Linked DNA regions of Homo sapiens: region 1 is linked to region 2. The links are chromatin contacts, found by Hi-C in ENCODE. All regions are on one chromosome and are shown on one strand. Each heading gives the region's core, a stretch centred on a gene start or an enhancer-like site at or near the end of the contact. The rest is flanking DNA. Distances are from core to core; before and after follow the strand shown.

Region 1 (3,376 bases), core at 588-3,087, 7.3 Mb before region 2:
GAACAGGCCCTGCTAACTTGAGAGATCAGCAAATAAATGATCAGTCAATAATGGACCTAAAGAATGAGCCTAACAATGTGCTGTCTTCCATGCTCTTAAGCCAATACTACGAATAAAATCAGTACACAGCCAACTTTTACAGTGCATGGGCCAGGCACAAAGCCAAATATTTCAAAAAAAATTATCCTATTTTCTCCACACAAAATCCCTATAAAGCAGATACTTTTTATTATCCTCAGTTCATAGAACAGGAAGGGGCAGAGTTGAGATAGCTTTCCTAAGGTCACATAGCCCGTGGTTTTTAATCTAAGCAGTATCACTCCCAAGCAGCCTTATCCTCAGGGGATATGTCCCAAGACCCCCTAGTGGATGCCTGAAACCTCAGATCAATTTCTTTTTCCTTCTTCACTTCACAATTTCACTGACAAGATTCATTCTTTCCGTAGATCTTAGCAACCTCAGCATATGCTGTTTTTTCTTTCCTTAAGTCTTTCCTTAAGAACTTTCACCTTTTCACTTCAAAAAAGCACTTTAAAACTTACTGTTGGCAGATCCAAATCGCCAGCATCATTACTCCCGTACTTTGGGGCCATTATTAAGTAAAATAAGAGTTACTTGAACACAAGCACTGTGATACCACCACAGTCGATCTGATAACCCAGAAGGCTACCAAGCAGCTAAAGGGCAGCAAGAATATATAGTGGAATATTCTGGACAAAGGGATGATTCACCTTCCATTCTGGAAGGAGCTGGTTGGCTCAAGATTTTATCACGCTACTCAGAACAGCATGCAATTTAAAACTTACTAATTGTTTATTTCTGGAATTTTCATTTAATATTTTCAGACTGCTGTTGACTGGGGTAACTGAACCTGCAAATAAGGAGGTATGGCTTGTACAGCTGCTTCTTGATTTATGATGGGGTTACATCCCAATAAATCCGTCATAAGTGGAAAATGTAAGTCAAAATGCATTTACTACCCCTGTAAACCCATCATAAAGTTAAAAAAAAAAGTCTAACCATCCTAAATTATATACGATCGTACTTTTCTCTGCGTAAAACTACTAGAGTTGTAATAATGGAGGGGCTCACTAGGAGGCAGTAAACTCCTTAACACTGGTGATGTTCAAGCATGCAGTAACAATGATTTGCCAGAGCTGTTGATGAGCGGATTCCGGCATTCAATACCTTAGCAAGCTACAAAGTCTTTAGATTCCCTTAGTATTCATATAATAAAATCAAATTTTCTAAACTTTGCCACACAAGATAGTTCCCAGGTCAGCAGTTTCAACATCATTTGGGCACTTGTTAGAAATGCACAGTATCAGGCCCTACCCTACACTTAAAGAATCGGGATCTGTATTTTAAAAGATGCTCAGCTGATTAATAGCCACGTTAAACTTTTAGAAGCACTGATCTAATCCCCTAAATTTCACATATAAAGAAACAGAGACCACCCCTCAGAGGAGCAAACACAGACATGCTGGATCCGGTCGTCACTGGATGGGAACAGGGCTCCTGAAGTTTCGCACTAGAAGGCAGGCGATGGACAGGCGCAAAGGGGCCTCACCCGGTCAAGGAGTAGGATGCGGCCAGCGCAGGAGCTGGTGGTGAAAAACTGATCTCGCATGTTCAGAAACTGCACAAGCTCTACCACATCCTCGTCAACACTGCCCTTCCGGCTGAGGTCCGCTTTGCTCAAACATTGCGCCTTCCATTTCCTGAACTCCGCGCTGCGATCCATGGGTGACGGACTCAGGGTCTGCGCTCGGCTCCTTCATGGTAGCCTCGTCTCTCCCTGGGGGCAGCCATATTGAAGCGAGCGGTGGCCGAAAAGGTCCAAACTTCCTCTTCGTTCTTAATTTGGGAAATTCTAGTGCCTTCGCCTAGGGGTGGAGAGAGGCGCACATCCTGGGTGGAGCGAGGCGCACATCCTGGGTGGAGCCTGCAAAAGTTGGAGAAGGTGTGGCAGTCCTCATTTCTGTGGAATCTGAAGAAGCCCACGCAGATTTTAATTCCCACTCTAGATTCTGGTAAGTGGTTTTAAAAACTCTCCTTAGTTGTTTAGACAGCGAATCTCCCCACTGCTCGTCCAAGTGGAACCGAGTTTGATTTTGGCTGCACCCCTTTCCTGCCCTCTGTCCTCCCAGAGAACTAGTGCGTAGAGCTCCAGACCGAAGCCATTCCCCTCCAGGGGCTGCAAGTTCCCATCCATAAATCAGGTAGGAAGTTTTGCCTTCTGGTCCTGGGCTCCTAGCCCTGGTCCTGCGTTTAGGCTCTGAGTTTAGGCTACCACACCATGAGGTGTCCGTTGGCACTACCCCTGCCCAGCCTCCGCCCCCCGCACTCCCTGTCCCCCAGCCCCACGCTGCACCCCCCCCCCCCCCCCCCGCCAGTCACCCGCTTGATTTTTCCCTGCAGCCAGTGCCTGGGTTTGGGGATTCCTGCAGCAGCGCCCAGCGGTCTGTCCAGGGCCCCTTCCCACAGCCCAGCTCTCAGCTGTAGAGGATTTGTCCTAGGTAGGGCCCCTTCCCACAGCCCAGCTGTAGGGGATTTCTTCTCCTAGGTAGGGCCCCTTCGCACAGCCCAGCTGTAGGGATTTGATTTCTTCTCCTAGGTAGGGCCCCTTCCCACAGCCCACCTGTCAGCTGTAGGGGATTTCTCCTAGGTAGGGCTCCTTCCCACAGCCCAGCTGTGGGGGATTTCTTCTCCTAGGTAGTGCCCCTTCGCACAGCCCAGCTGTAGGGGATTTGATTTCTTCTCCTAGGTAGGGCCCCTTCCCACAGCCCACCTGTCAGCTGTAGGGGATTTCTCCTAGGTAGGGCTCCTTCCCACAGCCCAGCTGTAGGGGATTTCTTCTCCTAGGTAGTGCCCCTTCGCACAGCCCAGCTGTAGGGGATTTGATTTCTTCTCCTAGGTAGGGCCCCTTCCCACAGCCCAGCTGTGGGGGATTTTTTGTCTTGGATTCCCACAATTACAGGTTTCCCGGAGCTTCCTCCAGCTTTGCCATCAGGATTGCAGTCTTTGAGAGAAATGTATAGTTTTATTGACCCTGTGACGCCCACCACCTAGAATAATCTTCAAAAGAAAATTACAAAACACCCTGTTAACACATCGTTGGATGTTTATACTGAGTTTCTAGAGGAGACTCAGTGACCAGGGAAGGTGTGTCAATGATTAAACCTAAAGGCTAAAGTTTGGAATGCTTGTCCGTAGCTAATGGAAATTGTTGTGCGAGTCCCTCTGAAGCCACTGTGATTACGTGTCTGGTTAGCGCAGCGAGTTCAGCAGCAAATCTCTCCAAGCTCTACTCCTCCAGCATTAGGGAACAGACTGCCCTGTTCCATACGATCATGGAACCTGGAGGAGTCCGAAA
Region 2 (3,031 bases), core at 176-2,675:
CCTGCTAAGGAATTGATTTAAAATCTGCTCGGAAATTGATGATTACATTCCGCCATGTTACATATCCTGACACGCAACAATGTTTAAATTATATCGGAAATTTAAAAATTGGACTGCTTTCTATCAGGGCAGTCTGAATTAAAGAGCTGATGTCCAGTCTCCTAGTGGAGATAGAATACTGGGCTAATGCCTGTCACTAGCACTTACAGAGGTGTGAATTTGGTAAATCATTTCATCTCTGAAGTGGTTTCAACATTTGTGAAAAGAGGCAAACTATTTGCCTAACAAAATGTTGAGTTCAAGGTTATTCATAGCTCCTACCAAATAAGCGATGCATTTGCTACTTTGTGTTAATGGAAAAGGACTTAAAAATTATGATATACTTAAACCCGGTGCTACCAAATGTGCTTAAATACGCATTCAAATTGTATTCTTTTAATGAATTTTAATATTCTCAACTAGTATCAATGCTTTGTCATTATTAAGTGTTGACTTCAATATTTCCCTCCCCTCACCGCAACTCCTAGCACACATGCACTCGAAATGTTCTCAAATGATATGTATTGAGCGCATGTGACTAACAACACAGCCACCTAAGCCCTGACTTGCCGGACACGAACGGACGATTAATTGGAATAATTGTAACAGGGTTTCTATAAACAGTGCTTCCTGGAGGCTTGCCCCGCGTCTAGCGCTGCACCGTCAGGAGTTAACCACTCCTACGACACCCGCCGCCACACGGTGAGAAGCCCGGGAAAGACGCGCCACGCTCCCATGTGATAGTTTCACTTGTCTTTTTGGTTAGTTCTGCTACCCTAGTTCATGTCCCCGCGAGAGGAAACGTATTCCCCCTCACATTAGACAGAAGAGCCTCGATTCACCGTGGAGGCTGACGGAGGGCCACTCCAGCAACTGAGCAGCTCGGACTTGGCACAGGCAGGGTCCAGCCTACCCGCGGCCGGCGCGGCGCCTCAGCAACACCCCCTCCCCCGGAAGTTTGTGCGTCTCAGATGTAAGGTCTGGGAGTCACCTTGACCCCCCTGGAGCGGTGGGGAAAGTTAGCCCTGAGCCCGAGGGGGCGTGAGTGAAACCAAAGAGCACTTTCGCGAGTCAGTTACGCCGTCACGGTTTTTTGGTTTCAAGGTAGCTGAAGACCTAGAGAGTTTAAGGGTGGCCAGAGCAGGTGGCAGGACTCCGCCCACCACCACGCTTCCCTTCCTTCAGCCCGCACGCTTCACTCCCCTCATGGGGTCTCGCCTCTCAGGCGCGCGCGAAGAGTTGTCGCGCGGTGCGTCCTGGGAATTGTAGTCCCGACGCGGAGAGTCGCCTCAGGAGAAATGACTCTGGCCTACATACCCCACAGTGCCTTGCGGCGCAGGCCGCTCCCGGATGTGTGCCTGGCGCCGGAAGAGAAGACGGCCCCCCTCTCTCGGCCCGGCCATCTTGTGGGAAGAGCTGAAGCAGGCGCTCTTGGCTCGGCGCGGCCCGCTGCAATCCGTGGAGGAACGCGCCGCCGAGCCACCATCATGCCTGGGCACTTACAGGAAGGCTTCGGCTGCGTGGTCACCAACCGATTCGACCAGTTATTTGACGACGAATCGGACCCCTTCGAGGTGCTGAAGGCAGCAGAGAACAAGAAAAAAGAAGCCGGCGGGGGCGGCGTTGGGGGCCCTGGGGCCAAGAGCGCAGCTCAGGCCGCGGCCCAGACCAACTCCAACGCGGCAGGCAAACAGCTGCGCAAGGAGTCCCAGAAAGACCGCAAGAACCCGCTGCCCCCCAGCGTTGGCGTGGTTGACAAGAAAGAGGAGACGCAGCCGCCCGTGGCGCTTAAGAAAGAAGGTAAAGCAGGGGCAGAATGTGGGGGAGACTGGGATGGAGGGAAGGAGCGAGGGGGCTGCCGGCTGCCACTTGTTTCTGGAGCTCCGAGGGTCCGCGGGAGACTTTGCCGCCTATATCCTCACGTTTCTTCACGCGACAAAAGTCCGGTCCTGCGAAGGTGCCAGGAGCGTGGTAGCCCCAAGTTCAAGCCACCGCCGGCGAGGTTCTCGGAGCCATCCCCTTCCCGCCTCAGGTTGTGAGCAGAGGAGCGTGGTCGGAGATGAGCTGCTCCTCGAGCGCGCTCGAGGTCCTGGGAGGCTGTTGCCTTCCCGCCGGATTCCTTGGCGGGTGAGCGCATGGACTGAGGTGCGGGGAAGCCGGCCCCTCACCGAAGCTTTCCGTAGTTACGGAGGAGCTTGGGGGTCCATCGCTGCTTACTGCGCAGAGCTGCTCCTTTGAGGTGCTGTTGTTTCAGGCTCCTGTCCTGCCGTCTTGTCCCACGACGGCGCGGAGTATCCCCGCTGAAAAGCAGGGGGTCGTTCCAGGCCATCAGACGTGTGGAGTAAGCTGCAGGTTGGGGTGCCGCATGTCCTTTATTTGTTTCTCTTCCACCTCTCAACTGTTAGGACTTTCTCATAACTTGCTGGGGTGAGTTGAGCCGTTGGGAAATGGAGGAGTTTGGCCACACTCGATTAACCAGGAGCGGGAATTATGAATGAAGACTGGTGATTGCAGGACATCCCGAGGAACGTCCTCGAGTCACGATCCTCTCTCTCGACTCCCCAAACTGAATCTTTCACGTGGTGGGGTCTGGGCCTCGTGGGTGAAGTGAGTGCAGAGGCTGTCACAGCGTTAGTCGCAGCAGAGCTCTTTAGAGTTCGCAGTTTTTTTTTTCCACCACATGTGCGTGAAGCATGGTCAGAGTTTCACTGGCGGTTAATAGTTGTTTCTAGGGCACTGTGAGTTTCACAGGATTGTCTTGATTTTTGCATTCGCTTTACCAGTTTGTTGCGGATGAAAAAAAAGAGCAAGCAGTTTGGAGATAAGAACGTGCATGATCAATAGCAAGCAGGTGTTGGACCTAAGGTCTGAATCTTTAAAGCTGCATTTATATGTTGAAAGTTGAAATTACCCCTTCCTGCCACGTGCTTCTCTGAAAGGAGTTGTTTCTCTTTAGCTTTAGTTGAATTCTGTAACAGTGAACTAATTTTAA

The links. A loop is a pair of places that touch in the nucleus more often than their neighbours do. Pooled maps may share reads with other maps.
Region 1: a map of OCI-LY7 shows a loop between it and region 2 (11-fold over the local background). The contact joins the promoter of TYW3 here to the promoter of SERBP1 in region 2. A Hi-C loop is called at or near these places in 2 of 168 maps with a recorded cell type or tissue (OCI-LY7 and naive thymus-derived CD4-positive, alpha-beta T cell) and 6 of 50 pooled maps.

What each region holds. Positions count from the first base shown.
Region 1 is chr1:74,731,613-74,734,988 of GRCh38, reverse strand. TYW3 (tRNA-yW synthesizing protein 3 homolog) reads right to left here and starts at 1,837. Exons shown (of 6, transcript NM_138467.3): 1 at 1,571-1,837. The coding sequence starts at 1,744. CRYZ (crystallin zeta) reads left to right here and starts at 1,939. Exons shown (of 9, transcript NM_001889.4): 1 at 1,939-2,033. RefSeq lists enhancers at 1,223-1,322, 1,703-1,992, 1,547-2,257, 2,853-3,142.
Region 2 is chr1:67,428,796-67,431,826 of GRCh38, reverse strand. It overlaps SERBP1 (SERPINE1 mRNA binding protein 1), which reads left to right and starts at 1,425. Exons shown (of 8, transcript NM_001018069.2): 1 at 1,425-1,839. The coding sequence starts at 1,527. RefSeq lists enhancers at 774-953, 984-1,063, 1,274-1,543, 981-1,616, 2,252-2,888.